5 separate regions of the Homo sapiens genome follow, and all the other regions are linked to region 2. A link is a loop called in an ENCODE intact Hi-C map of the cell type or tissue named here. Cell type or tissue: endothelial cell of umbilical vein. All regions are shown on one strand. Links, peaks and the distances in the headings refer to the core of each region. The heading gives the core; the rest is flanking DNA. Region 1 overlaps LOC105378305 (a long non-coding RNA gene). Region 2 overlaps PRKG1-AS1 (PRKG1 antisense RNA 1). Region 3 holds the start of LOC105378306 (a long non-coding RNA gene). Region 4 overlaps LOC105378305 (a long non-coding RNA gene). Region 5 has its middle 19 kb from the start of LNCAROD.

Region 1 (6,094 bases), core at 393-5,392, 420 kb after region 2:
CAAAAAAATATAGCTCCGTATTGAGTTGTTCGATTAACCACATACACGTAAACAGGAATTCTTTCAGGTTACTTTAAAGCAGGGTAATTTGACAAGTTGTATACTTTAGTGAAATATATCTTTTTTTTTTTTTTTTTTTTTTGAGACGGAGTCTTGCTCTGTTGCCCAGGCTGGAGTGCAGTGGCACGATCTCTGCTCACTGCAAGCTCCACCTGGCTAATTTTTTGTATTTTTAGTAGAGGTGGGGTTTCACCTCATTAGCCAGGATGGTCTCGATCTCCTGACCTCGTGATCCGCCGGCCTCAGCCTCCCAAAGTGCTGGGATTACAGGCATGAGCCACCGGGCCTGGCCTGAAATATATCTTAAGATCAAATAACTGCAAACCAACACTCCCCCAAAAACCTAAGAAATGTTTTCACTGGTTATATCATTAGTAATAATTTTGTATTGTTATTTTGAAACTGGTTTTCAGTGTAGCAAGACAAAACTATAAGTAATGCTATTATCATTACATTAGGAATTAAGATTTTCATAATAAAAAGGGATATAACCATAAAATCAGGGAAGTTAACCTGAAATTTTGTATTTGTAAATTTGAACTTGAAATTATTGGTGTAAACTCATGATATATATGTTAAAAATATGCATTTCTTAGCTCTATTCACTAAGACATCCTGGACACAATGACCAATGATTATTCAGTAGCAATGAATAACATTAATGCACAGATGATTCTGGTCTTTCCATACCATTTCCCACTAAATCAAGACAAAGGTTATTGGAAAATGATTGAATCCAGTACTGGAAGAGGAAATGTACAAGATAAACTGGGAATATTTTGTGATAACAGAAAGCTACTAAAGATTACTGGGGTCATGGTCATGTGTAAAGAAATCAGGAGACAGCATGAAATGCATCCCAATAGTGAAAGATGAGACAAACTGAGAATTGGCAAGAATAACAACTGTGATAAATTAAAACTATCAAGTATTTTTAAAATCCCATGAGTTCATAATTACACCTCAAAAGCAAACAAATGAAGTCTTTAAGGAAACTTTGTAACATACTTTGAGAACCCAATCAAACTGGTTAAAAAAAGGTATGGAAGTTAAAATTGTATCCTATATTTTCTGTATGAATTTTAGCTCAAATACAATAAAATTGTAGGTAAGAAAAATTTTTCTCTTCATACAATTATCTAAGTTAATAAAAGAAGAAAGGATGATAGAATTAGCATATCACTATTTTGAAAACCCTTAATAAATTACTAGGCAAAGGCAGTAGTCATCAATGGCTGATAACAATCATAAAAAGATATAAAACTAGACACTGTTCTCCTCCCAGTAAAAGTACACAAAAACTTAGGATGTAATTCTGCCAGGAAATTAAACTTGAACCGTATCAATCCTCTAGGCTTGATAACAGTTAACTGAAAATAAAGAGAGGAAAATGCAAAATGACTTTACAGAGTTGCAATCTGCAAAAATCCAGACTGTAAGAAACTACAGGAATGCTTATCAAACTTTAACATGAACATAAATTGCCCAAGGATCTTGTAAAAATAGAGATTCTGATTTAGTAATGTAGGGTGGTGCTTGAAATTCTATATATTTGTAACAATCTCTCAGTAGTTGTCGATACTGCTGGTCCATGAACCACACTTTTGAGTAGCAAGCCTCAACGAAGTAAAATTAAGGCAAGGAAAACAAAGAGAAGTGTTCTATAAAGTAAAAGTGACTCTAGAGACATAATAATCAAGTGTAATGTGTGTACATTTTTTTCCTAGATTCATTGAACTAAGCGTGAAAAATTATGAGAAAGTGATAACTTGATATTTGAAAGTATTCTTATCGTTTTGAGATACACACACAATTTATGGCAGGATTGAATATGATGGTTAGAACTGGGTTCAAAATCATCCAGTGTATATTGGGGGACAGGGGAGAGAAAATATTGGAGAAGTGACAGGGATTATTGAGCTCATCATGTTATTTTTCTCTACTTTTTATGTTTCAAACTTTCCAAAAGAAAAACTGTTTCAACTGGCTCCGCAAAATCATTTGGCATATTTTAGTAAGATTTCAGTTGACTTTTTACGTTTCTCCTTACAGTCTTTACCAATTTGCTATGTGTATGCGAAGAGATTTTCTTGGAAGGTCTGTAGCTTTCATTATGTTTTCAAAGATGATTGAATAAACAGGAATACAACTAATAATACTTACATTCAGGAAATGACCTCCTTGGAAAACCAACAAATTGAATAAAATCGTAAATATGGTAATTTTATTAAAACACGTTTCTTGCTGCCCAGTGAACATCTTACATAGATCGCTTAGAGTGTAATATCTTAATAGAAGAGCACCCTCTGCTGTCTTGACAAGAAATATCACCACAAATGGGGAGACAATTGCATTTTCGATTTTTCCAGTAATCAGTTATGGCAAATTAAAATCAAGGTATGACAGCATAGTCAACTTTTCATTTAAACCCAGTATCATGGGGATTATGGAGATAAAATATACATGGTCTTTGTGCTTACATCTTATTTTTCTCTTCCGATTTTTCTCTCCCCTGAGGCCTTTGTGTGGAATCAATACAGTTCCTATGATTCTATAACCTGATTAAAAACACTCTCTGAGACTCTCAAAAATAATTACTCAACCTGGGCAACATAAGGAGACCCTGTCTCTGCAAATAATTAAAAAGTTAGCCAGGCGTGGTGGCTTGCATCTGTGGTCCCAGCTACTCTGAGGTGGGAGGATCACTTGAGGTTGGGAGGTCGAGGCTGCAGGGAGCCATGATCATGACACGACACTTCAGCCTGGGCAACAGAACGAGGCTCTGTATTAAAAAACAAATTACTTCCCTCAAAAAAAATTTTATATGGCAAGCATAATTTTATTTTATTTTATTTTTATTTTTGAGAGTCATTTTATTTTATTGTAGGTGTTGAGAGCTTGGGATATTTTGAAAGAAATAGTGCATTTAAAATGTAGACATTCATTCAATGAGTATTTTTTTTATTATACTTTAAGTTTTAGGGTACATGTGCACAATGTGCAGGTTAGTTACATATGTATACATGTGCCATGCTGGTGTGCTGCACCCATTAACTCGTCATTTAGCATTAGGTATATCTCCTAATGCTATCCCTCCCCCCTCCCCCCACCCCACAACAGGCCCCAGAGTGTGATGTTCCCCTTCCTGTGTCCATGTGTTCTCATTGTTCAATTCCCACCTATGAGTGAGAACATGCGGTGTTTGGTTTTTTGTCCTTGCGATAGTTTACTGAGAATGATGATTTCCAATTTCATCCATGTCCCTACAAAGTACATGAACTCATCATTTTTTATGGCAGCATAGTATTCCATGGTGTATATTTGCCACATTTTCTTAATCCAGTCTATCATTGTTGGACATTTGGGTTGGTTCCAAGTCTTTGCTACTGTGAATAGTGCCGCTATAAACATGCGTGTGCATGTGTCTTTTTAGAAGCATGATTTATAATACTTTGGGTATACACCCAGTAATGGGATGGCTAGGTCAAATGGTATTTCTAGTTCTAGATCCCTGAGGAATCACCACACTGACTTCCACAATGGTTGAACTAGTTTACAGTCCTACCAACAGTGTGAAAGTGTTCCTGTTTCTCCACATCCTCTCCAGCACCTATTGTTTCCTGACTCTTTAATGATTGCCATTCTAACTGGTGTGAGATGGTATCTCATTGTGGTTTTGATTTGCATTTCTCTGATGGCCAGTGATGGTGAGCATTTTTTCGTGTGTTTTTTGGCTGCATAAATGTCTTCTTTTGAGAAGTGTCTGTTCATGTCCTTTGCCCACTTTTTGATGGGGTTGTTTGTTTTTTCTTGTAAATTTGTTTGAGTTCATTGTAGATTCTGGATATTAGCCCTTTGTCAGATGAGTAGGTTGCGAAAATTTTCTCCCATTTTGTAGTTTGCCTGTTCACTCTGTTGGTAGTTTCTTTTGCTGTGCAGAAGCTCTTTAGTTTGATGAGATCCCGTTTGTCAATTTTGGCTTTTGTTGCCATTGCTTTTGGTGTTTTAGACATGAAGTCCTTGCCCATGCCTATGTCCTGAACGGTAATGCCTAGGTTTTCTTCTAGGGTTTTTATGGTTTTAGGTCTAACATTTAAGTCTTTAATCCATCTTGAATTAATTTTTGTATAAGGTGTAATGAAGGGATCCAGTTTCAGCTTTCTACCTATGGCTAGCCAGTTTTCCCAGCACCATTTATTAAATAGGGAATCCTTTCCCCATTGCTTGTTTTTCTCAGGTTTGTCAAAGATCAGATAGTTGTAGATATGCGGCATTATTTCTGAGGGCTCTGTTCTGTTCCATTGATCTATATCTCTGTTTTGGTACCAGTACCATGCTGTTTTGGTTACTGTAGCCTTGTAGTATAGTTTGAAGTCAGGTAGCGTGATGCCTCCAGCTTTGTTCTTTTGGCTTAGGATTAACTTGGCGATGCGGGCTCTTTTTTGGTTCCATATGAACTTTAAAGTAGTTTTTTCCAATTCTGTGAAGAAAGTCCTTGGTAGCTTGATGCGGATGGCATTGAATCTATAAATTACCTTGGGCCATTTTCATGATATTGATTCTTCCTACCCATGAGCATGGAATGTTCTTCCATTTGTTTGTATCCTCTTTTATTTCCTTGAGCAGTGGTTTGTAGTTCTCCTTGAAGAGGTCCTTCACGTCCCTTGTAAGTTGGATTCCTAGGTATTTTATTCTCTTTGAAGCAATTGTGAATGGGAGTTCACTCATGATTTGGCTCTCTGTTTGTCTGTTATTGGTGTATAAGAAAGCTTGTGATTTTTGTACATTGATTTTGTATCCTGAGACTTTGCTGAAGTTGTTTATCAGCTTAAGAAGATTTTGGGCTGAGACAATGGGGTTTTCTAGATATACAATCATGTTATCTGCAAACAGGGACAATTTGACTTCCTCTTTTCCTAATTGAATACCCTTTATTTCCTTCTCCTGCCTAATTGCCCTGGCCAGAACTTCCAACACTATGTTGAATAGGAGTGGTGAGAGAGGGCATCCCTGTCCTGTGTTTTCAAAGGGAATGCTTCCAGTTTTGGAAAACATCCCAGTTTTCAAAGGGAATACTTCCAGTCTCTGCCCATTCAGTATGATATTGGCTGTGGGTTTGTCATAGATAGCTCTTATTATTTTGAGATACATCCCATCAATACCTAATTTATTGAGAGTTTTTAGCATGAAGGGTTGTTGAATTTTGTCAACGGCCTTTTCTGCATCTATTGAGATAATCATGTGGTTTTTGTCTTTGGTTCTGTTTATATGCTGGATTACATTTATTGATTTGTGTATATTGAACCAGCCTTGCATCCCAGGGATGAAGCCCACTTGATCATGGTGGATAAGCTTTTTGATGTGCTGCTGGATTCGGTTTGCCAGTATTTTATTGAGGATTTTTGCATCAATGTTCATCGAGGATATTGGTCTAAAATTCTCTTTTTGTTGTGTCTCTGCCCGGCTTTGGTATCAGGATGATGCTGGCCTCATCAAATGAGTTAGGGAGGATTCCCTCTTTTTCTGTTGATTGGAATAGTTTCAGAAGGAATGGTACCAGTTCCTCCTTGTACCTCTGGTAGAATTCGGCTGTGAATCCATCTGGTCCTGGACTCTTTTTGGTTGGTAAGCTATTGATTATTGCCACAATTTCAGAGCCTGTTATTGGTCTATTCAGATATTCAACTTCTTCCTGGTTTAGTCTTGGGAGGGTGTATGTGTCAAGGAATTTATCCATTTCTTCTAGATTTTCTAGTTTATTTGCGTAGAGGTGTTTGTAGTATTCTCTGATGATAGTTTGTATTTCTGTGGGATCGGTGGTGATATCCCCTTTATCATTTTTTATTGCATCTATTTGATTCTTCTCTCTTTTCTTCTTTATTAGTCTTGCTAGCGGTCTATCAATTTTGTTGATCCTTTCAAAAAACCAGCTCCTGGATTCATTAATTTTTTGAAGGGTTTTTTGTGTCTCTATTTCCTTCAGTTCTGCTCTGAGTTTAGTTATTTCTTGCCTTCTGCTAGCTTTTGAATGTGT
Region 2 (6,094 bases), core at 352-5,351:
ATGAGCAGGCATCATCCAGTCCACTGGGGGCCTGAACAAAAAAGAAGAAGGAAGGGAAAAATCTCTCTCTTCTTGATCAGGGACTCCATCTTCTCCTACCCTTGCACATCAGAGCTCTTGGACCCGCAGAGTTCTTAATAGATTTTTTTTTTTTTTTTGAGATTGGAATTTGGTTCTTGTTGCCCAGGCTGGAGTGCAATGGTGTGGTCTTGGCTCACTGCAACCTCTGCCTCCCAGGTTCAAACAATTCTCCTGCCTCAGCCTTCTGAGTAGCTAGGATTACAGGCATGAGCCACCATGCCCAGCTAATTTTTTTGTATTTTTAGTAGAGACGGGGTTTCACCATGTTGGCCAGGCTGGTCTTGAACTCCTGACCTCAGGTGATCCACCCACCTCAGCCTCCCAAAGTGCTGGGATTACAGGCGTGAGCCACCACACCCGGCCTAGATTTTTTTTTTTTTTTTAAGAGATTGGATCTCACTCTCTCACTCAGGCTGGAATGCAGTGGTGCAAACAAGGCTCACTGCAGCCTTCACCTCCTGGGCTCAAGCAATCCTCCCACCTCAGCCTTGCAAGTAGCTGAGACTACAGATTACAGGTATGTGCCATCACATCCGGCTAATTTTTTATTTTTAGTAGAGATGGGGTCTCACTGTGTTGCCTAGGCTGGTTGTGAACTCCTGGGCCCGCCCATGCAATCCTCCTGATTCAGCCTCCCAAAGTGTGATTATCGGCATGAGCCACCATGCCTGGCCTCGATAGATCTTTTTTAAGGAAAAGAAAAGCACCTTTAATTGACTAATATTTGCCTTTCAGTGCCTATAAAAACAGGAAAAAAAATCTGTTTCTCTCCTATTCTTTACATACTTGTAAGAAAGTTCCAAAAAAAAAAAGTTCCACTTATTTACTTACTTATTTTTCTAATCTCAGCTGTGAATTAAACCCTAGCAAAGTAATTTTTCAAACAAGTTTAGGACTTTGCCTGCAAATCAGGAACTCTAAATACAAAGAAAACATGCATTTTAAACCTTTAGACTTCACAGCTCTAGCCACAGTTCCCTTCTAAAATTCTTAGTGTAAATGATACTAGTAAATGGTATTAGCAGGAAGGCGTAGAAGAATATGCCCCTAATAGAAAGCTAATTCACCACTCTACTCTGCCTCAGTGCTTCCATAGCTTCTAAGTAAGCTTGTGGCTCTGCTGAATTCACAAAGCTGTTGGTATCTGCAAAATGTTTTTCATTTCTTTTTCAAACTTAGAGCTTACTTTAAAGAATATGATTCTCGTGGTAAACAGAATCAGCTGGATTGCAGTAATATTATGAGAAGATGGAGATACTGATGGAGAAAATAGCACAATCAGGAAATGTAGACAAGTATAATGAATATACTAATGACATTTTGAGAGGTTTTGATAGAGGTCGATGTGCTTTTTAAAGTCATTATTATAAATATATTTTAGAATATCATCCTAAAATAATAGTATACAATTTTTTACTTAGCATCTAACTGATAGCTACAAAATGAGTACACAATTCATATTGAACTGAATGTTTAGAGATGGCATTTCTTACACATCTTCCATGATCTTTTCTTCTTTAAAAGAAATCTTTAAAAAAAATAGAACTTTTTTTTTTCTGCCAGAACTCTTCAAAAAACATCAGACAGAAGAACAAAATTGGGTCTAGTTTAAAATATTGGCTATCAATAAAATGCACAACTGCCATTAACATATATGTTAACAGTTGCATATACTATGCTAGGACCTGCACTTCCAATATGTTGTTTTATTAATTTTCCTGCTGTTCCTTTTCTCCTTGTGCATCATGTTGACTCAAATGAAGTGAAACTGTTAAATAGTACATTATAACTATTGTTTTGCATAAACTATTGAATGTTTTTATCTTCCTTTTGAAAATGTAAATCTGAGATTAATATTTTTATTATCCAAATTAATTAAAAAAGCATATTCTGTTATATTTTCATTCTCCCTGAATAGTTACATTGTTTGAGCTTTCTTAATATTTGTTTAGCCTAGCATTTCCCTATAACATTATATATTAACATACTAATCTGGAGACCCAGACATTTTTATCCAGCAATGCAATATAGAGCCTTTGAACTTCAACCAAACTAAAACATTTAATAAGAACCTAAGTTTCGCACCCCAGCTCCCTTTTATTTTTTAAGTATATGGTGGTGACAGTACCAGACCTTATTATTTTAATTCTACCATGTGTAGATTTAATTTTTCAACAAAACATTATGTGGAATATTAAGAAGGACAAAATATATTTGGCTTTAGAGAGTTTGCAGCATAGGGAGTTATGAAAATACACAAGTAATTGGACCTAGAAAATAAATATAACTACAGGATTAATACATACTTTTCCCTACTAAGAACTTCTACGGAAATTCCACCAGGAGGCAGCAGAAGAGCGGGTTTCTCCCACCTCCCCCCGGACGCCGGAGACACCGCGGAGCCTGATGTCCCTCAGAGCTTTAATCTTCCCCTCAGTCGCCTTTCCCCTCACCCGCCTCTAATTAAGTCAGAAAGGCCCTGTATTTATTTGCCCATGAACTGACACAGCAAACCAACAGCAGCCATTGTAGTGTGAATGGATTTGCGACCAGGCAAGGGGCTTCAGCCGGGATTACCCGCCCCGCAGCCGGATGAATGTGCTGAGCACAAAGTCTGCTCAAAGCCGAGCAAACGGACTATTTGTGAAAATGCCATCCTGGCTCAAGTCTGATTAAGACCGGGGGTCCCCAGGCCGTTTGATCTTCGCTCATCAAAGAGAGTCTTTAAACAAGCTTCATTTTACACTACTGTATGCTAGCGACGGGTTGTGACACCCAAGTGCAGCCACCGTGAGCACCCGGCACTGGGAGCGCGTGAACAATAATGGGGGATTCGCCGTGCTGCGCCGTGCAGGGCGCGGGGCCTGCGCGCTGGGAAACGCGCCCGCACTGGAGGCAGGGCCGTTGCGGAAGGACTCAGGCTTGGGAGCCCCTAGGTTGGCCAGCCAGGTAGTTCCCTGACGTGACTCCTGCCACGGACTCCTAGACTCCTCTGAAAATTATTTTACTTTTGTAACTTAAGGGTGATGAAGAATCCTTACACGAGTTAATTATACATCCCTCCTGCTCTTCCCCGCCAAAAGTTAATAGTTCTATTTAATAGCCTACATCTTCCACTCTTCAGCATTTCTAAGACTGGGTGTCAAGACTAAAGTGTTTTTAAGGTCCTACTTTCTACTTTTCACCTTAAGGTCCTTTACAATTCACCAGTTGGAGAACTGGTGATAGCTGAAAACATCAGCTTTAAATATTACAACCAATTTTGTGATGGGAAAACAACCTCCACACACACACACATACACACACACACACACACACTTTTTAAAAAGTCGCCTGGTCCAAGTAATTCACCTTATTTCCAGGCACTTAATACTTACATGCTAGTCTCTTCAAAATCGACATGCTCAGTATCAGTGTCAATGATTATTACTTGATCTTTAGGCTGCATAAAAGAACAGACTCCTTGCAGGATGTTCTTATTTAACCTGAGTACAAAAGGCCTTCTCTTGGCAGTGCTGAAAGAAAAAGAAAAGAAAGAGAGAGAGAAAGAAAGGGAGACTTTTGTAGTGAAAAGGAACCTCTCCATCTCCCCTGCATCCCATTTTATAAAGAAAAGCCAGTACCACACCAAGAGTTAAATGGCTTTCCCATATTTAGGAGCCAGATTATGGCTGACACCCTATACAGAGTACCATCCCTAGCCTCTTAACTCCTTGGCACGATGCCTTTCTTGGCCATACCCTGGGAGAAGATCTGTCTTATAAAGGAGGTAATAATAGGAACCCAGTGACATGGAAGAAAATTGTTTTTCTGTAGATGCGGAGACTGTGTCATGGGATCCTACATCTTGCTTTCTGCAGACACTGGCCTATCCTTAGGGTTGGAGATGTTAAATCCTTTGGGGACTCAAAGAGGACATTGCACTCCCTATACCCACCACCACAGACCTTTCTGAGTGTCAGGACCTCAGAAAGGATGCAGGCAGATATCTATCTGGTTAGGCACTATCTTCACTGGGTTTAGAGGCTGGAACCCAGCCTCTACTCTCAGATTAGCTTTTAATGTCTTACTCCAGTAAAACACATCTTCTGAGCTTGGTTAGAAAGCTACCACGGAGCCTGATTTATCTGGGCTGGCCATCTCCACCGCCCAAATAAATGTAATCACGGTCAAATCTTGCCCTCTGTTTGTACTGGGGAGTGCAGAAAATCCAGCTCTCAGGGGAGTCATAACATGGACCAGGTCTAAAAGTTCTTTTAACATCATGAAGAACATTAAGACCAAACTGTTTTAAAAGTCAATGAGAAAGTCATATCATTTTTTACAAAACATCAGGAATGAGGAATCCCTGCTATACTCAAGATTGACACTAACAAAAATGTTGGCAACACCCACCGTAAGGAATGATATGTATGCGGTATTTTCCTAGCAAAGTAAAATTATATGGCAACAAATCTGCTTCTTTTGATTTAATGAAGAGAAAGAAGGAAAGAAGGGAAGGAGGGAGAGAAAAAAGAAAAGAGGAAAGAAGGGAATTTAAAATACAGCAGTAGACTGGGCGCGGTGTCTCACTCCTGTAATCCCAGCACTTTGGGAGGCCAAGGTGGGAGGATCACTTGAGCCTAAGAGTTTAAGACCAGCTCTGGCTAGCAACATAGTGAGACCCTGTTTCTACAAAAAAATTAAAAATTAGCCAGGTGTGGTGGCATGCAGCTGTAGTCCCAGCTACTTGGGGGTGAGGTGGAAGAACCGCTTGAGCCTGGGAGGTCAAGGCTGCAGTTAACCACGATTGCACCACTGTGCTCCAGCCTGAGCGACAGAATGAGATCCTGTCTCAAAAAATATATAAAAATATATAAAATAAAAAAAATCAGCAGTCACAAATAATAGAGATGGAAAAATAGTTGGTGAATAGCATGGAGTGTTTTGGAGTATATTTGTCTGTCTCCCTCATGGATGAAAAGGTTGAGAAATATTCTATGCATGGCATCCAGCACTTAAAATATAAAGAAGACATGTGTTAGCATGCTGTTCCCGAGTTATGAGGTTCAATTCCACGCTGATAAGCATATTTCACCTATTCAAAAATATAATACAAAATATTAAATTTGTTACATTAATTATGATCATATTTATACCAGACTGAATAGGAGGCAGGGTTCCCTACAGGACTAAATAAACTCAGTTTAATAAACTAAATTCATCTACTCTGGCTCCCACCTCCTCTGTCACCCAGCTGTAAGAGAGACTCAGACAATCACCAGAACCCTCTCTCCTTCCTAAGACATGTTGGTCACAGTTCCTGCACATTTTTCTTGCTCTCCATGACCTAGTATCTGCCAAAATATAATCGATGTTGGAAAAATTTTTACCCCCAGCCCCATGTAAGTATGTTGTATTTCCCCAACTAGTCACAGACTGAAAGCTGAGGACAAGAAGCCTGCCTTTCATATTGTGAGATATGCTCCCAATAATGGATACTCACCGAATATTAACTGGCTGCTGATGGAACAATGAGTTTTACTATACCTCTTTATCTACCTTGCACTCTTGTTGCCAATGAACAAACCACATCCTGGAAAGGATTTTCAAATGGAGAAAAAGTACTGAAAAAATAAATTTCCTCATTTGGAACAAAGGTTTGATTTGCTATGTACTTAGCCCTCTCTGAGGACCACCCATGTAATTTCTCCCCTGAATAATTTGTGAGGTTACCTCTCCTCTGCCCACTAAATGATTTGAAGGTAGATTATATGTGAACTCATCTTTTATCACACAATATCATGTATAATGCTTAGCACAAAGTAGGAACTCAGATATTGACCAACTCATTATTAGTTTTAAACTCATGACAACTTCAGGAGCAATGTGAAAGCTGAGGAAGGAGGTAGAAGCTAGCCCATTCTTGAAACTCTATGCTTGGTTTAGCTCTCCTAGCTCAATACCACAGATTCTGTCCAGACTCAGTGAATATTGAAACATAATAGACAAATGATATGTGTTCAGAGATCAA
Region 3 (6,094 bases), core at 341-5,340, 470 kb after region 2:
TAATTTACCTAAGATCCCACACTGTACGCTTCGACAAAAATTCACCCTGTATGTATCCATGTGTGTGCGTGTGCATGCACTTGTGTACATATACTTGTGTATGTGCTTGGGAGAGGGGGAGTATCTGAATGGGAGTCTGTGCCATTTCTTAAAGTCTGTCTCCCCACCTGTGATTAAATGAGCTCACCTGTAGCTTTGCGAGGATGAAAAGGTTTAGCACTCTGGAGCCAATCAGGAAACAGACATCACACAGTGATCTAAACAGGGGTAGTTTAATATAAAGAATTATTAAACCCTGATTAAAAAGTATAGAATGTAAGACATTCTGTATGGTTCAGACCTCACTGGAGAAAGGGTAGTTGAACCCACTGGGTGGCTGTGCTAATTTTTTGGGCCAGAGCTTCTCTGCAGTTCTGGGACAAGCAGGCATCAGCCCCCCTCCGGAGCACAGGTGGGCCAGGCAAGCCGCAGGTCCTGGCCGCAGTGGTCGCGCCGCGGGAGTGGGTCGTAGGTGCAACAGGCGGCCCGGAGCGCGGTGTCCCTGTTGGGAGGGGCACCGCTTCCCTAAGATTGCGGGAGACACACCTGGGGGAAGAGGGAGGGACGAGCAGAGGCAGCACAACAGAGGTGCAGGCAGGAGGCTTCGTGCCTCGGTGTCCCTGTCGCGAGGGCTGCAGGGGGTTGGTGGCGAGGCCAGGGCGCAACTGCAAGCCCCCGGATTCGCGGCCAGACTGCGCATTCCAACCGCGGTGCCCCCAGATGTTCCCACCCGCCAGGCCGACTCCCGAGGGGGCCTCCCGAAACTGCAGGAGCCCCCTTCTTCTTGCCATGTCTCTCTAGCGCCCTCTACTGAGAAGCTTTGCATCGTGCTCACTCGAAAAACGCTGAAAGGAATTCTGTGGTTTAATCACAGAGCATGTTTTGAAGGGTAAATTGGGAGCTGAGAGTCCTTTGATGCCTGGCACAGTAGGTGTGTCCGCATCGTCGTGCACACGGTAAGTCCACAGGCCCTGTGTGCTCCCTTTGTCTGCAGCTGTGACATCAAGGGTCCCTCCAGCCCGGCCTCGCGGCAAAGCTGAGCAGCAAAGGAAGGCAGAGGGGTGGGCCTTGCCGGCTTTGGGCCCAGAGGCTGGAGGCTGGGCTCCCTCTTTCTTCCCTTCCTCCTTTCCTCTTTCCCTCCTTCCTTTCTTCCTTGCTTCTCCCTCCTCCCCTCCCTGCCTCCCTCCTCCCATCTCTGTCTCCCTCTTCCCCTCCCTGCTTCCCTCCTCCCCACCTTCCCTCCCTCTTCCCCTCCTTCCCTCCCTCTTCCCCTCCTTCCCTCCCTCTTCCCCTCCTTCCCTCCCTCTTCCCCTCCTTCCCTCCCTCCTCAAGCACAACACATCCACATCGGCCCCCAGCCCAGCGCAGCTTTAAGAGACCCACTTACCTCAGAGGAACCCAATCAATCCCCACAAACACCTCTCTAGAATAGGAAGATGGAGATACAGGTGAGTCTGTCCTGGACAGAAAAGTAGAGACCCTGGAGGAGAGTGCGTTGAATTGATTGAGAGTGAACTGCCTATTGAATTGGAGGTGGGGGACGGTCGGGGAGGGTTAAGGGAGACCTTCTCTTCCAGAAGGGCCAAGGAAAGGCTGGTTCCACAGGGCTGGCTGGGCTACAGACCAGCTGCCTCTCCCCTCTGCATACAGTTGGGTACCCAGTCACCAGACCCCCCAAGTGAGGGGGTCAGGAAGGTGTCACGGACAGATGTACACATATCTCATTTTCATTCCACTCCATCCTGACCTGAGGGTTGTGACTTAGACAAGCGCCCTCATCTTGTTGAGCCTCAGTTATTCAGCTGTAAATGGGCGGAAGGAGAGCATTTAGTAATGGTAAATATGTAAGAGTGCTAATCGGGAAGCTCTACCCACTGAGAAAACAAGAAAAAAAATTCTTGGCGCTGAAAGAGGACCAAGAAGGATTGCTTTCTGAGATAGGTGCGGACAGACACACGCAGACCTAGAATAACGAGGTCAGACTCACCCAGGAATACTTGGCCCCAAGTTGACTCCCCTGTTTAAAGAGCGATAGAATGGTGGAGAGGGAGGATTGTCTTCTCAGGCGGCTCTGTATGGCCTCCAGGGGCCATGGTGAGGGATGGGGGTATCCTGGCCCTGAAGGCCCAGGGCACTTGAGGGAAGAACAAACTTTGCTGTGTCCCACAGGGAAAGTATGGGTCAGCCCTGCCATCTTGTGGCCATGCTTAGGACTGCAGGGGGCCAAGGGATACCCTGAGAGATCAGAGTACATTTCAAGGAGAAAGAAAAGCATTGCAAATGTTAGGTGTAGTAAAGATCTTGGCATTTGAAAGACTAAATCCAGACTCGGGTCTCTGGAACTTCCCAGGGTGCCAGGCATCTCGCAAATAGTAGTGCTGTCTCTCCTCTCCTCCCTTTCCAAGATGTGAGCTCTGGGCTGCAGATTCTGGGCCTGGATTCTGGTCTCCTCGTTCTGGGAGCTGCTCTCTGGGCTGACCCCAGGGCCTTGATCTAATTTTTTTCTTTGAAACTTGAGTTCTAAATTTGGGGTCTGGTCCCTGTCCTGACTGTCTAGCCTCAGTCCATCTATCTCTGGGCTTGGTTGTTTGAGATCATGGCTGAAGGTTAGGAGATCAGAGCTCCTGGTCTCTGCTCTGGTCTCTGAACTTAGACCTCGGGAATCAGGACACCAAGCCCTTGGTCATGGCTCATGCTACGTGGATGAACTCTGGGCTCCATTTGACTTTGTGGTCTCTACCCTCTGGATAGGCAGGAGTCTATGTTGTAAGCCCTGAACAACCAGTCACTGGATCTGCTCCAGGTCAGGTGGCTCTGGGGTCTGCTGGCTGGTGCTTCATTTGAGGCTACTCCTCCTCGAGGTTGTTGCTCTGGGCTGTGGGGTTAGGATTTTAGCCAGATTCTTCATGCCAGGCTGGAAACACAGGTAGCAGGTCTTGCATCTTGTAAAGGATAAAAGAGGCTCTTGCAGATACACAGGGAGCTGGGCCTGCCTGGACACTTCCTCCTCAGGAACTGCCCTAGGAAACATGGACCTGGCCAAAGATTTGTCCTGGGAGGATTGAGGGCCCACAGGCACATCCTGAAGAGATGCAGAAACTTGCCCATCCCTGATGTCTCAAGCCAGCCCAGATATAAACACAGAAATGGAGACAGACAACTTCAGACATTGGACTGTGAGATGAGGAGAGAGGGTCGGGCTCACTGTGGTCATCCTATCCTGTATCTTTCACACTGCCTGAAACATGGGACCACAGCAAACATTTGTTAATCAATAAAAGCAATGAGCTATGAGAGAAAAATTAGAAAGATGTAGAAGGACAAAGGGAGGGAGAAGGAACAGGCATTTGTTGACTAACTGATATGTGCTTCTGTGTGCTAGTTGCTTTATAGGTAATACCTCACTTAATTCACACAACGCCTTGAGTTGGTATACAGTATGTCATCTGTGTTGAGGTGACAAGGCCCTTCCCAGGTTCCACGATTCACTAGGAGGACTCCTGGGACTCAGCCTATAGTCATACCCATGGCTATAATTTATTTACTTATTTATTTATATGAGACGGAGTCTTACTCTATTGCCCAGGCTGGAGTGCAGTGGCACAATCATGGCTCACTGCAACCTCTGCCTCCCGGGTTCAAGCAGTTCTCATGCCTCAGCCTCGCAAATAGCTGGGATTACAGACATGTGCCACCACACCTGGCTATTTTTTGTATTTTTAGTAGAGACAGGGTTTCACCATGTAGGTCAAGCTGGTCTCAGACTCCTGACCTCAGTGATCCACCCGCTTTGGCCTTCCAAAGTGCTGGGATTACAGGCATGAGTCACTGCACCCAGCTATGGCTATAATTTATTATAGTGAAAAGATGCAAAGCAAAATCAGCAAAGGGAAAAAGGTGCAGGAGGTGAAGTCTGGAGGAAACCAATTGCAAGCTTCCAAGAGTCCTCTTTCAGTGGAACCACAGAGGGTATGCTTAATTCCTCCAGCAACAGACTCTGACAACATATGTGTAATATTATGTACGAGTGAAGCTCATTAGAGACTGAGTGTCCAAAGTTTTTATTGGATGTTGGTCACTTTCTGCCTAGCATGCACCAAAATTCCGGACTCCTAGAAGGAAAAGAGGTGTTTAGCATAAATCATATTGTTTGTATAACAGTTTAGGTACAGTGAGCCACTCTTGTAAGTTCTGGGAATGGTGGGAACTCTTGAGAAATACAAGCTCCCAGACTTCAGCCAAAGGCCAACCTTGCAAGTAGGCCTCTAAAAATAATAGTCTCGGGCCTACTGTGTGCAATTTTTCTTCACCTTGAGTATGACTGGTACTCTGCCTTTGGACTGTGAACCCAGTGTCTCCTCACCAGAGGGTGTCCTCTCATCAACAGCCTCCAGGGTGTCAGTTTGAAGAAATCACAGAAGGAGGGCTGGACCCTGTGGGGGCCTGGAAGGAAGATAAATTTGGGGAAGATTAATATTTAAAGGTTTGAAAAAACCCACCAAGGCTAACCAAAAGTGCTTAAGACCTGCAGAATCTGTATGAATCTTAGCACTGGATATCCCCCTGTGATGTGGGGTGCAGGGTCAGACCCAAGCACTTTACAGACTGTATGGCATTTAATCTCTCCAGGCATCCTGTGGGTGTCAGAGTAAATGTCCCCATTTCTCAGATGAGGGAAGAACTGCAAATACAACCCAAAGTCTGCTAGCCTTTAAAGCCATTATTTGCTCCTCAGTCCAATCAATATTCTGTGTGACCATGGCTCCAACTGACAACATCTGCCTTTTTATGTCATCACTAGAGTGTGACTGGTCCACTGTGAGTTCCTAAACTCCCCTCACATCCTTTTCTTGCAGAAAACCTCCGCTTCCGCCTTCCCAGGCCTACTGCTCTGCCTTTGTTCTTTCACTTCTTCAACATGGCAAACTCTGTTCCTGCTTCTGCCTCAGTGCAGTCTGGCCCACTGCCTGGGATGCTATACCTTCTTCTTTCTCATGGTTTCTTTCCCCTACTACAGGACACACATATCTCAGAATGGTGGATGATTTGTGAGTATTTCGTGTTCCTCCACCAGAGGTAAACTCTTGAGGACTGGCAACCACTCTGTAACACATGAAATGTCAACCTATGATCAGAGAATATGAAAATCCAGAAGTGCTTGGTATTCTGGGCAAATTGAGCTCTGTGAATAATATAGAATTGCATTCGCATCCTAGTCAACCATGGGATAAGAGAAGCCTCAATGTTCAGACCAAGGACAATCAGTGTCTGATCCTAAAAGAAAGATACAGGCTCTAGAAAAAGAAATCTAATTCATCACAACACAAGTGGAAGATGCCAAGACACACATGCTTGAACCTATCACAGAAAACTGAAAAAATTCTCATCATTTCCATACAGAGATCCAGCACTTGTGTGAAGAGTAAGTTCAAGTTTCTGCAGGATTGTTAGCGCAAAACCGAAGAACTGGCAGCCTCCCTGGGAGAGGAGAACATTGGTGATAATGTCCAATCAGAGAATGGAGATCATGTTGAAACTAGGCAAAAGGATCCTAGAGGAAACTGAAGGGTTTTGTAGGGAAGTTGGACGTTTAAACATTGAAAATAGAGGAAAATTCAATCTATGCCAACGTTGCTGAAGAAGAGTACAGAAAAGCTGAACGGACAAGTCCTCTGAAAGGGGCTCAAACTGAAGAAGCTGAATGAAAAGGTCAGATCCGCATCTTAGAGGAGAGAGGAAATGAAATGAGTGAACTCTATCAGCAGAAAGAAATGGAGTCTGTGTCTCAGTTATTACCTGTCAGGGTAGATTATGACTAACAGAAAGAGGTGGGAAGTTTTGAAGCCAAAGACCTGGTGAGTCGTAAAAATGAACTAGAGATCTACAGAATAGATTGTAAGATATCAAAGAAAAGCTGGAAATACCATTTCTTCTTCTCAGGGACAGATTCTGTCCTTAGAACTAAAAGTTAATGGTAATTGGTTGAGAGCTTGGGAGGCTGAACAAAATCTCATCCTCACCAGACAGGAGGTTGCAGATCTGAGGTAAAGAATAA
Region 4 (6,094 bases), core at 476-5,475, 340 kb after region 2:
GATAATGCCCCAAATAAATAATCAGTTTATAAGTGGATAACCTGCTTTAAGAAGGAACTAGATGATGTTGAAGATGAAGCCCACAGCAGCAGACCATCCACATCAATTTTTGAGGAAAAAAAAAACAATCACCTTGTTTGGGTCCTAACTAACAAAGACTGACAACAGCAGAAACATTAGCCAACAACATAAACATCTCAATTGTTCAGTTTATGCAATTCTGACTGAAAAACTAATTGAGCACACTTTCCACTCAATCGGTACTAAAACCAATGCACCCAAAACAGATGCAGACAAGAGCAGAGCTTTCAGCAGAAATTTTAAACAAACAGGATCAAGACCCTAAAGCGTTTCTTCGAAGATTTGCAACAGAAGATGGAATGTGGCTTTACCAGTATGATCCTGAAGACAAAGCACAAACAAAGCAATGGCTACCAAGAGGTGGAAGTGGTCCAGTCACAGCAAAAGCAGACTGATCAAGAGCAAAGGTCATGGCAACAATTTCTGCGGATGCTCAAGGCATTTTGCTTGTTGACTTTCTAAAGGGTCAAAGAACAATGAATATCTGCTTATTCTGCGAGAGTTTTGAGAAAGCCAAAGAGCAGAAAAATGCCCAGGAAAGCTTCACCAGAGAATCCTCTCATCAAACAAGGGCAATTTTGTGAGCATTTCAATGGGAAATCATGAGGCGTTCACCCTACAGTTGTGATTTGGCTTCTTCTGACAGGAATGGACTAAGTGGCTGATTTTTTTTCCTTTCAAGGGTGTCTGGAACTTTATGGAGCTTATGTTGAGAAACAAAGTTTATGTTTTTATTTTTATCTTTTAATTCCATTTTCCACAAACTCTTTTAAGTCTTTCCACATAAGCATAAATAAATATGTGACAGAATAACATCTCAAAATAATAATCCTTTGGATTATTTATATTTGTCTCTCTTAATCCCCAAGGCATTCTCAGCCCATAGGGAAACAGAAGCAGAAATTCAAAGAAACTGCTGACCTATATCCAGGTCAGAAAGGTTTGGATTCATGCTTGAAGAGACCAATGTCTGCTCATAAAGTCTAGTTAAACTGGGTCTAGACAGAAAGGATCAAGAAGATGAGAGTCCTCAAATTTAAAGGAGGAAGGCTGTCAATGGGACCAACGAGTGGAGTGGAAGGGCCTTGGACTACGCTTTTTTTTTTTTTAGGCAGAGTCTCACTCTGTTGCCCAGGCTGGAGTACAGTGGTGCGATATTGGCTCACGGCAACCTCCGCCTCCCGGGTTCAAGCGATTCTCCTGCCTCAGTCTCCTGAGTAGCTGGGATTACAGGTGCATGCCACCACGCTGGACTAATTTTGTATTTTTAGTAGAGACACGGTTTCACCATGTTGGTCAGGCTAGTCTCAAACTCCTGATCTAGTGATCTGCCTGCCTCAGCCTCCCAAAGTGCTGGGATTACAGGCATGAGCCACCGTGCCCAGCCTGGACTGCACTTCTATGCTGATGGCAGATCCCTGCCATCCATCTCTTGGGGACATTTGTAAGTGGCTATTACAGGGTCAGAGAATTGGACACCATGTGTGAGAATGACCAAGAAAGAAGTGTCCAGAATAAGTTAGGAATTTTTTAAACACAATGGAAAAACGCATAGGAAAAGACTTAGAAAAAAATATATACCAAAGGGATAGTCTTAATCTCTGGGGCAGCTAGTGGATTTGTAGGAGAAGGGAGTCAAAGAGAATTGTTGCATTATCTCTGGTTTAAAAGTTTTACAACAAGAAATTGTTTGTTTAGTATTTGTGTAATTCAAATATTTTTAAATCATTGATTTTTCAAAAGAGGAAGACAAATTGGAATAAGATGTTTTTAATTTTTTGACAGCTAATGATTTTTTTTAAAAGTGATTTTTGCTAGAAGTTAGGGAGCAAATCAGGATTTTTGCTAAGATTCTAAATGGCTCTTCTGGTCATTTCCAGGAGCTTTATACGTTGTGTTCATAACATTTAACTTCATGTCAAAACAAATCAGGCTAGGCATGGTGCCTCACGCCTGTAACACCAACACTTTGGGAGGCCAAGGCAAGAGGATGGCTTGAGCTCACAAGTTCCAAACAAGAGCCTGGACAACATAGGGAAACCCCATCTCTCCAAAAAAAAAAAAAAAAAAAAAAGCAAAAGCTGAGCTTGATGTGATGGTGCACACCAATAGTCCCAGATACTTGAAAGGCTGGGACTTTCAAGTCCTTTTTGAGGTGGGGAGATTGCTTGAGGCAGGGAGTTCAAGGCTACAGTGAGCCATAATCGCGCTACTGAACTCCAGCCCGAGCGGCAGAACAAGACTCTCAAAACACAAATTTTTTTTTTTTTAAAAAAAAGCAAATCAATTTCCTTTTCACTGAAATAGTCATATTTCTTATCACTTGCAATAATAAGACATTTGTCAGATATGATTTGGATTGATTTGAGGGAGGTGGAAAAATAACCAAAATTGGAAGAGAAGAGGGGAAGTATGAAGGTAGCTACAAAGGATGTGTGCATGTGTATAATGATAGCTGCCATTTGTTAGCATGAATTGAGCATTTTTTGTATGCTAGCCACTAGATTTTTTAGCACAGTACATACATGAATTACATGACTCATTCTCTAAAACAACTTTAGGAGGTAGGAGTTATTACTATCGTTTTACAAATTAGGCATTTGAAGGACAAAATGTTAAGCAGCTTGTCCAAGGCCACAGAGCTGGTGAGGGGTGGAGAGGAGAAGTGAGCTCTAGAGTTATACTTTTAGCCACCACACTATGATTCTTTCAGTGTATGTGATGACAATTGGCAGAGAAGGAATTAACCGAGGCCAGGTAGAAAAAGACAAGAGAGAGGCAAGTGGAATGTAGAAAGTTAAGTAGGCAATCAATTTTGTATTAGATGGTTCCTTACACTACCACCAGGTGGCAGTGGCAGCTCAGGACAGATTAATTATTGTCTGGAGCAAGAGGGTTCAACAATAGGCCTCAGCGTGGATATGGAATACTGAAACTGTACCACCTCTGTTCAAATGTATGAGATGTTTGCAAGTCAAATGTAACTCTTCAAGGAACCTTCCTGATTCTGGCTTAAGACAAGAGTTAAGAATTAATATTCTCATTAATTCTATATGACCTCAAAATTTGTCATTGTGATTAATACCATTATCTTGATAAGGATGCAGTCCTCTGCCAAGTATACATATACCAGTTTATTAAAACATTTTCCTTTTTCTCCAGGGTCATTACAAAAAAGATGGCAATGCAACTCAAGATTAAAGTAAAATGGTAATTTGCACAAATAATTGTGTCACTGGTCTATAATTAGATGATATTTAGCAAGGAAATCTAGGATTACTGAGTCCTGTTTCTGCCTAACAACTCTGACCCGGTGAAGTTCCTGAGACAAAAAGTCACAAGAGGCGAATGCAAATGATAAACAAGTCCCTCCTCCCTTCTTTGAAGGTTAACTAGCTGCTAATCACCCCCAATTTCGAGCTTGCTGGAAAACTGAACATTTGCCAATTATTTGGTCTCAAGGACTAAGTGGAGCTCTGCCTTCATTTAAGCCCCTATTTTTTCCACGAATTGGTTGCCAAGATGAGCTGCATGAGCTTGTCTAAAAGTCTAAATTCCTCTGACCCTCTGTGAGCAGATGAGAGCTCAGGATGGCTGGCCTGCTTTCAGGGGCTGTGCTCTGGGTCACTTTTCCCTATGGAGATAGGAAAACAGCAGAAAATGTAGGGGCAAGAGCTAAGAAAGAGAGCCACACCAATGTACAGGAACATTCAGCACAGAATGATCTTGAGACTAGTAAATTGTGGTCTAATCAGTTCTGGAAGCTGCTTCCATCAAAGTAACAACTCCAGGGCCAGGCGCAGTGGCTCACTCCTATAATCCCAGCACTTTGAGAGGCTGAGGCGGGCAGATCACCTGAGGTCGGGAGTTCAAGACCAGCCTGGCCAACATGGCGAAACCCTGTCTCTACTGAAAATAAAAAAATTAGCCGGGCGTGGTGGCGCATGCCTGTAATCCCAGCTACTTGGGAGGCTGATGCAGGAGACTGGCTTGAACCCGGGAGGTGGAGGTGCAGTGAGCCGAGATCATGCCACTGCACTCCAGCCCGGGCGACAAGAGAGAAACTCCGTCTCAAAAAAAACAAAAACAAAAAACACCTCAACAATTTGGTAGGCAGGCAGCAGGAAGTGGAGAGAGGGGAGTGAGAATTATGCCCCTCCCCCATCACACATAAAATACAGATAACAATATGCATTTTTTATCTTCTTCTGGGTTTGAGCCATTAGCCATAAGCAACTATTGAGCACTTAAAAATATGACTGAGGAATTGTAGAGACTGAGAAACTGAATTTTTTATTTGATTTGATTTTAAGTAACTTAAATTTAAAAACTTAAGCAGTGTAAAATATTTTTTCTGTTCAATATAGCTTTATTGTTTTGGTAGAACTATGTTTCACTTTAACTATAGTGCATTTTGTCTGCATCAATGGATTTGATGCAGTTGAGATGATTTTTGTAATGTGTTTATGTGAATTTTTTATGCAGGCAGCAGGAGTCACAGTGATACTTATATAAATTATAATTGTTAATTAAGCTGAAATATTTTAAGGATATTGTAATTAAATTTTTTTTAGTTAAAATTAGTAAAAGCAAATTTCAAATATAAAATAAAGGAATGCATCAGATGCAGAATCAGTTGAAAATGAAGATGCTAGTATTTTGATAGACACAGTAAAAAGAAAAAGAAAAACATAGGTCAAATAGTAATGATGAGGGGCAATTATGCTTTGTTGTCATATCAAAACAAAAAGCTGCTTGCTCGTGTAAAAAAATTAAGATAATAAAGTGGACAGTGTTTAGGAGATGTGTAGTAAGTTTGATAATTTTTTTCTCAACAGTCATAAAAATTTGCAAACTTAGTCACATAAAAAAATTATAATTCAATCTTTAAAGAAAAATGTTTAAATAATTTTTTAACAGAATCTGAGTTGGACAAGTCATAAAACGGTTTGAATTCCTGAACAAAAAGAGAAAATCATTTTTAGATACAAGGTAAAATAAATTGTGTTGTTTCATGGGCCAGGCACAGTTGCTCACACCTGTAATCTCTGCACTTTGGAAGGAATAGGTGGGAGGATTGCTTGAGGACAGGACTTCCAGGCTGCAGTGAGCTATGATCATGCCACTGCACTCCAGCCTGGGTGGGTGACGGAGCCAGAGCCTGTCTAAAAAAAAAAAAAAAAAATACACATTGTTTCAATTATGATAATTTTCTTAGATAATTATAAGAAAAAAATCTAAAAAAGATATTTTATAAAAAGTGAAAGATCTTCAATTAAAATAGCAATTACTAGTAGAATGTACTCTTTCTAGAAATATTAAAAATAAATTAATTTAAAAATTTTAAAAATTGAAAGTCTTTTATTTTTTAGCTTTAGATGAGTCATAAAATATAAGAGAGACTGCGCAATCAATACCATTGGTACAATTGTTTCAACCTTCAAATTTATAAAGAAATGCTGTCAACCCATGACCTATTAAATTAATTTGTGGTATAGACACATACTTTGGACTTTCACCATAAGGAAAAATTTTAAATAGATCTGGAAAAATCAGTTTTTATCTCAATAGACTCCAGCCACATTAAATAAAAATGTGAATATACAGGAATTTTAAAACAAGAGATGGATGTTTTCCTTATTTTTTCATCCCACTGTAAAATGCACATTGGAAATATTTGTGCTCTACTTTCTAAGAGATTGAAAATTGTCATAAATGCAATCGTTAAAATCATTCAAATTTAAATTCAAAGGCCATGAATTATTGCTAATTAGAAAAGACAATGGGACCAAGCATAGTGGCTCATGCCTATAATCCCAGCACTTTGGGAGGCCCAGGTGGGAGGATCATTTGAGGTCAGGAGTTCAAGACCAGCCTGGGCAACATGACAAGACCCTGTCTCTACACACACAAAATTTAAACTTAGCCAAGCATGGTAGCATGCACCTGTAGTCCTAGCTTCTTGGGAAGCTGAGGTGGGAAGATTGCTTGAGCCCAGGAGTTCAAGGTTGCA
Region 5 (6,094 bases), core at 637-5,636, 180 kb after region 2:
TGTTTAAAATAAGGGAGTGGTATAGATTTATACATAAAAGCTAAACCTGAGATATGTCTAGATACTGTGTAGATGTATGGTAAAATATGCTGGTTATTTTGTTTAGAGATTATTTTAGAGCCAACAAGCAGAAAGACAAATACAAAATGGTAGGTGGCCCAGCTAAAACAGTGGCTAATTATGGAGATTTAATGGTTGGAAAATGTATATTCTTGTCTGTACAAAGTTAAAATGTATGTGGATCATCATATATATAGCTTTCTTGAACAACATTTTTCAAACTGTGACTCCTGGTTAGGATTTTATAATAGATATGAGGGATAAAGAATTGACTCAGGTCCTGGGACTTCAGGTGGCTTGTAATCTAATCAAGAATGGAGATATGATTGATGTGAGCTAAGAACTAAGTGTTTTGGGGGAATCATATCATATTTTAAGAGAGACATTGACCAGGAGAAAAATATGTATTATTTGGGGGCATTCTAACCAGATAGTGAACAGTGTGAGAAGAAACCAACTCTGTTTAACCCAGAGAAAAATGAGGACTTAGAATGACTGGAGATATGTAAGATGCTGTCTCACCAGGCAGCACTATCTGGGAAATTATTATGCTGAATATTTTTAGAATGACAGAATTACATGGGTATGTTTCTATCATGTGCCTTTCACTCCAAACCACAGCTGATTGAGTAATGAATCAGCAGCTGAAATCTCATCAGGTTAGAAATCAAATATGCTCCCCAGATTTAAGTGCTACTAACTCATTTCCAATTGCTCTGGTCAAGTTTGCTGTTTCATGTGTCTTGGGTTGGCTTCGCTGATAAGCAGACCTAGGAGCTGGTATGCCTCAGATGTACCCTATGTTCCTGTATAGCACTTTAGCTTTAGTATTCCCTACTTTCTTCCTGTTATTAGTCCAGTATATGGGACAGGGATTCTGCTTGCTTCCATTTATTCAGGATTAACTGCCTTTTCAATTAGTTGTCTTTAAACTTGAATGTACATCAGTAAAATCTGGAGGGCTTGTTAAATCTGGAGGGCTTGTTAAATCTGGAGGGCTGGTTACTGGGCCCTACCTTCAGAGCTGCTGATTCAATAGGTCTGGAGTAAGGTTGGGAAATTTGCAGTTCCCAGTTGAAGCTGATGCTGCTGGTCTAGGGAATCACACTTTTAGAAGAACCACTGTGATTTGCCTAGACTGTCTTTGTTAATTCTCAGAGGATCCCTGTGAAATAGGAATAATTATCTCCCCATTTCACAGAAGAGAAAATAGATGTTAAAGAAAATTTATTCCAAAATACATAGGTTAGATGGGGTAGAACAGAAGGTAATCAGACTCCAGAGCCAATGGTCCTAACAGAGCATCCAGCTTACCTGGTAGCTTTGCTTGTGTTCTAGCTACTCCTCTAGAACGAGGCGGTGTCTGGAAACAACTGGCAGCCAGCATCCTTGGATCTTGCTTTGCTCTTGTTAACCTGTCTTTTCAACTTGTATCATAAATCCTCGTTTTAAAATGCCGGTACCTGAGCCATAGTTGATTCTGCTGTCATGTTGGAACTCTTGCTTAGGACTTCTTTGCTGCTGTCACCAAAGCTGCTAAGTAGCCTGGTTACTTTCCTTTGTCACCCATGGTTTTGTTGTTGTTGTTGTTGTTTTCTGGCCCTATAATTTTTCCTATTGGCTGGTTATTTGTTGAGACCTCAAGCTATCCTGAGTCAAAGTCACGCATGGCATAATGATCTGTGTCACCTTCTGTGTTTTTTCTTTGAAAAATGACATAAACTCCTTTATACCCTTTAACCCATCACAGGTGCATTTGATGCTCAGGAAGCAGGGAAAAAGAAAGAGTGAGTTTTAAAAATATGAGTGTTTCTTTAGCTTTACCCAGAGGGGAGGGTGCTTGGCTGACTGATGGCACTATCTCTGTCTATAAAATCTTACTACCACAGAATAACCCAACATATTATCATGCCTAGGTTGATACCACTGTCACTGAAGATTATTTACTAACCACTGTTAGGTTTGTAGATACATCAAATGATCTGAATTTAGATCTTAAATTCTTTTGCCCAGCTTCCAGCATATTTGTTACTCCTAAATTGTGAATAAATGAATGACTGTCTACTTTGGGGAAAATTTAATTCCCCAACATAATTAATGTGGCATAGTTAGTCATTTCTTCAGAGTAAATTAATACATTGACACCCTAATTTATAAATTATAATTTTATGATTTTGTTGGCATAAATCGGTTTCCTGGAGCCTGATTTAAGTTATTATAAATCTGCTGTGTCGAGATTCAGACTCTGCTGCTGGTAATAACCCCTTTCAACAATCTACAGCTCCATTAGAAAAACATCTAACTCTGTAGAGTAGTGAGCCTCAACTCTGGTTATACATGAGAATTTCATGAGAAGTTTTTTAAAAATATGGATGCCTGGGCCTCCTTCCAAGAAATTCTCACCCTGTTTGACTGGAATGGGGCCCGGACATTGATAAAGCTCCCCAGGCAATTGTAATGTGCAACTAGGATTGAGATCATTTTTGCTTTGTCTGAAAATGGTAGTTATGCTTAGTGTTGGGGCTGGTCAAATTTTGAAGAGAGAAGATATAAGCAACTTTATATTTGCTTTTTTCTTTCTAAAACAGATGGCTTGATAAATGCTTATTTTTCATGATAAAGAAACCCAATAGTTTTATGAACAATTTTTTTTTTTCTCAGTTTTTAAAATTCTAACCCTAGGGCCCTGAAAAACAGACAAGAAATTGTGACTCTCTTTCTCCACCTGGTGGCAGATAGTGTTATAATCTACAGAAAATAGAATAATAGGGAGAAATTATTGTAAATCTCAAAAACCCAACAAAGTAGCAGTGTTGGTCACAGGACTGACTACTGATTTCAGGTGCCTTCTCTGGCAGAGGTTAACAAATTTCTACAAGCCAGCCAGAGTACTGATCCATCAATTTCTGATATTCTTCCAAGACCCTAAGTTTTATGCTACTTTTGAATTTAAAGCTATCAACGGAGTACAACAAGAAATGCTCTTTTCTTCCCCACAGTACTTTCCTTTCTGCATGAAGGATTGCTGATTTGGCTAATGTCAGGTGGCAGTGATCTGCGGGGAAGAGGGATACAGAATGGTTAAGAATAACTGGCTGGCAGTAGTGGCTCACTCCTGTAATCCCAGCACTTTGGGAGGCCAAGGTGGGAGGATCACCTGAGGTCAGGAGTTCAAGACCAGCCTGGCCAACATGGTGAAACCCTGTCTCTATTAAAAGTACAAAAATTAGCCGGGCATGGTGGCGGGCACCTGTAATCCCAGCTACTCGAGAAGCTGAGGCAGGAGAATCACTTGAATCCGGGAGGCGGAGGTTGCAGTGAACCAAGATCACGCCACTGCACTCCAGCCTGGGCAATAATAGCAAAATTCTGTCTCCAAAAAAAAAAAAAAAAAAAAGAATAACTATCCTTTTCAGTTACTAAAAAGAACAATAAACATATTATAAAACATGCATTACCTGTGGTTAATTTCAAAATTACCAGTCTCCAATTATCAGTTACCCATTACCAGTAACCAACGTAAACTGTAATGATTCCTTTATAGAGTTTATTGCTTAAACTGTAATATGAGAGGGGAGACAATATCAGAAAGGCAGAAATGGCTATCTTTGAATGCTTAAATATTCAATTAACCACTGTATGACTTTAATTGAAGAATTTAAACTTTCTGAATCTCAGTTTCCCTGTGTGTAAAGTGGGGAGAATACTCATGTGAATTACATAGGCCAATTCCTATCCCATGGTAAATAGCCAGTAAATTAATTACTACAAATTCAAGCTATGGCAGTTGCCCATATTTGAAATGTGAGTACAACAAGAAACATAGGCTTCTAAAATTTTTATATTTTACTTTGATGTATTATATATTGATTACCTAAGAGCATGGGCCCCGAAGGTAAATTTCTATGTGCAAACCTTGGTTATTCTGCTAATTAGCCATGCGATCTTGATCATTTAAATTCTTTGTACTTCAATTTTTTTTCATCTATAAAATGGAGATACTAATTATGCTTACCTCTTTGTGTAATTACGAGCATTAAATGTGCTATTATATGTAAAATTGCTTAGAACAGGACCTAACACACAGAACATTTTTAGTAAATGTTAGTTATTATAATTGCCTTTGTTATTGTTGTTCTATGCATTGTGTTGTATTCTTTACCAAGTAGTGATAGGTTCCAAGACAGTAACATTGTTTGAAATTGTTACATAGCTTAGTAATGTAGTGAAAAGGAAACATGCTGAAAATATTGTTATATCTGAGTGTGTAAACAAAAAGAAGCCAAATTTTAAACTGCATTCTAATATAACTTTTATTCTGACAGATAGTTTAGAACTTTAGATAGTCTTTCAATAGTTTACTGTCCCTGTCTTTAGGTACAATACATGGATCTTAAACTAAAATCAGTTTTGGAATCTGTATCTGACACCTTTTTGTTTTCCCTCTCCTCCTGCTCCCTCCTTGCTTCCAATTACCTGCCGATAAATGGTTTTAAGCATAGTGGCAGGGTAAGACTGATAGCATTCTGGATGAAACAGGGATGTGTAGGCCATGAGAAACCATAACCTTATCTCACTAGTCTCTTTCTCCTTCACAAGGTTGACATTTAATCCATACTGGCTAAGAATTGAGGAAATCACTTTATATTGAATTTCTTATTGGATATCTAAATTTTTATCAAGATCAATGGCAGTAGTTGCAATTTGTTGTTGATATACTCACATTTCTTTGCCTTATGAGATCTATTTCAAATATATGTCCTTTAAATTTGTATATTTACCTAATTGAAACAAAGCATGCATATAATTATATGTCTACAGATTCCAATTTTATAATGTGGACAGAGTGAGTAAGGGCAGCAATTTTATGTGAAATTGTTTGTACATTTTGTAATAATCTCCGCATGTTCTAAAACACAGAAAAAACATAACCAAAGAAACAGTAACTGAAGAGGAAATGCATTTGTTTAATGCATTCTATTATCTTTGATTAAAACATTCCTTCCTTATGATGTGGGTAATTAAGTATTTATTCAAAAAAATAAAGATAAAACATCACTTCCAGTTTCCAGAATGAGCTCATTTTTTTTTTTCTAGTGAGATTTTTTATGAATCATCCCAGCAGTTTGCCACGTTTAGGAGCTGGAGGATTCACTTGCCATTCCACAGAGTTCTTCTTCTTTTTTTTTTTTTTTAGACAAGGTCTTGCCCTGTAGCCCAGGGTAGATTGAAGAGGGGCGATTTTAGCTCCCTGCAACCTCTGCCTCCTGGGCTCAAGTGATCCTCCCACCTCAGCCTCCCAAGTAGAGTAGCTGAGTAGTTGGGACTACAAACACACGCAGCCACACCCAGCTAATTTTTGTATTTTTTGTATGGATGGGATTTCACAATGTTGTGCAGGCTGGTCTCAAACTCCTGGACTCAAGCAATCTACTTGCCTCAAAAGTGCTGGGATTACAGGTATGAGTCACTGCGCCTGGCCCAAAGAGTTCATTAACGCTTCTTGATCTAAAATAATTACTCCTTTCTTCTCTTGGACAATTCAAGAAAAAAAGATATATAGCTATTCATGAATGAAAAAAAAAAGCTTCTCTTATCTTAGGCAGTGAGACATTAAGATTTATAAAACTATATACTCCCATCCTGAGCTAAAACCACAAACAGTATTTTGACATAACTGTGCTAGAAGGAAGGAAATTGGGAATTATATTCCAATGGTAATAACTACTATTATTCTCAAAGTATGTTCATACCTCTACAATTTTATCTTTACAGACATATGTTAGCAGAGACATATTTGGACCCAACCTATATACTTTTTCTCTATAAAGCATTCAAAGAACAATGTGACGATTACAGTTGTGTGGTAAGAAATATTAATATAAAGAATGTATTAACTGTAAATTGATTGTTAAAGATATTTTACACATTGTGGTTGTTATGTTGTACAAATGTCAAAAAATAATCTTGGGATAAATTGCTTACTTATAATCACTTGATTAATTGCAATTTTTTTGTGTGTGTCAGATATGCT

The links. Hi-C counts contacts between places; a loop is a spot of excess contacts. Peaks named below come from ENCODE experiments on the same cell type or tissue, not always from the same donor. Only the 100,000 strongest peaks of a DNase experiment are listed, where the experiment ranks them.
Region 1: it touches region 2 in a loop (12-fold over the local background); 18 of 110 quality-filtered maps call a loop at or near these places.
Region 3: a loop joins it to region 2, with 13 times the contacts of the local background. A loop is called at or near these places in 17 of 110 quality-filtered maps.
Region 4: it touches region 2 in a loop (6-fold over the local background); 24 of 110 quality-filtered maps call a loop at or near these places.
Region 5: a loop joins it to region 2, with 11 times the contacts of the local background. A loop is called at or near these places in 86 of 110 quality-filtered maps.

Annotation. Positions count from the first base shown.
Region 1 is chr10:52,727,341-52,733,434 of GRCh38, forward strand. The region is part of intron 1 of LOC105378305 (a long non-coding RNA gene); the gene reads right to left. Among named protein-coding and RNA genes, the nearest start is that of MBL2, 42 kb to the right of the region's middle. In endothelial cell of umbilical vein, for the core only: a CTCF peak has its summit at 2,375 (motif pointing left); a DNase peak (open chromatin) is centred at 2,231.
Region 2 is chr10:52,305,942-52,312,035 of GRCh38, forward strand. PRKG1-AS1 (PRKG1 antisense RNA 1) reads right to left here. Exons shown (of 6, transcript NR_038277.1): 3 at 3,459-3,596. Among named protein-coding and RNA genes, the nearest start is that of PRKG1-AS1, 5.1 kb to the right of the region's middle. In endothelial cell of umbilical vein, for the core only: a CTCF peak has its summit at 2,422 (motif pointing right); a DNase peak (open chromatin) is centred at 2,490; H3K4me3 peaks cover 692 bases; H3K27ac peaks cover 653 bases.
Region 3 is chr10:52,778,057-52,784,150 of GRCh38, forward strand. LOC105378306 (a long non-coding RNA gene) reads left to right here and starts at 1,102. Exons shown (of 4, transcript XR_945963.2): 1 at 1,102-1,487. LOC105378307 (a long non-coding RNA gene) reads right to left here. Exons shown (of 4, transcript XR_945965.3): 3 at 6,060-6,094; 4 at 4,085-4,482. In endothelial cell of umbilical vein, for the core only: CTCF peaks have their summits at 855 (motif pointing left) and 2,252 (motif pointing left); a DNase peak (open chromatin) is centred at 2,235.
Region 4 is chr10:52,641,930-52,648,023 of GRCh38, forward strand. The region is part of intron 1 of LOC105378305 (a long non-coding RNA gene); the gene reads right to left. Among named protein-coding and RNA genes, the nearest start is that of MBL2, 130 kb to the right of the region's middle. In endothelial cell of umbilical vein, for the core only: a CTCF peak has its summit at 2,916 (motif pointing right); a DNase peak (open chromatin) is centred at 2,942.
Region 5 is chr10:52,486,304-52,492,397 of GRCh38, forward strand. No RefSeq gene overlaps it. Among named protein-coding and RNA genes, the nearest start is that of LNCAROD, 19 kb to the left of the region's middle. In endothelial cell of umbilical vein, for the core only: no CTCF peak of the experiment used is centred there; DNase peaks (open chromatin) are centred at 658 and 2,788; H3K27ac peaks cover 2,941 bases.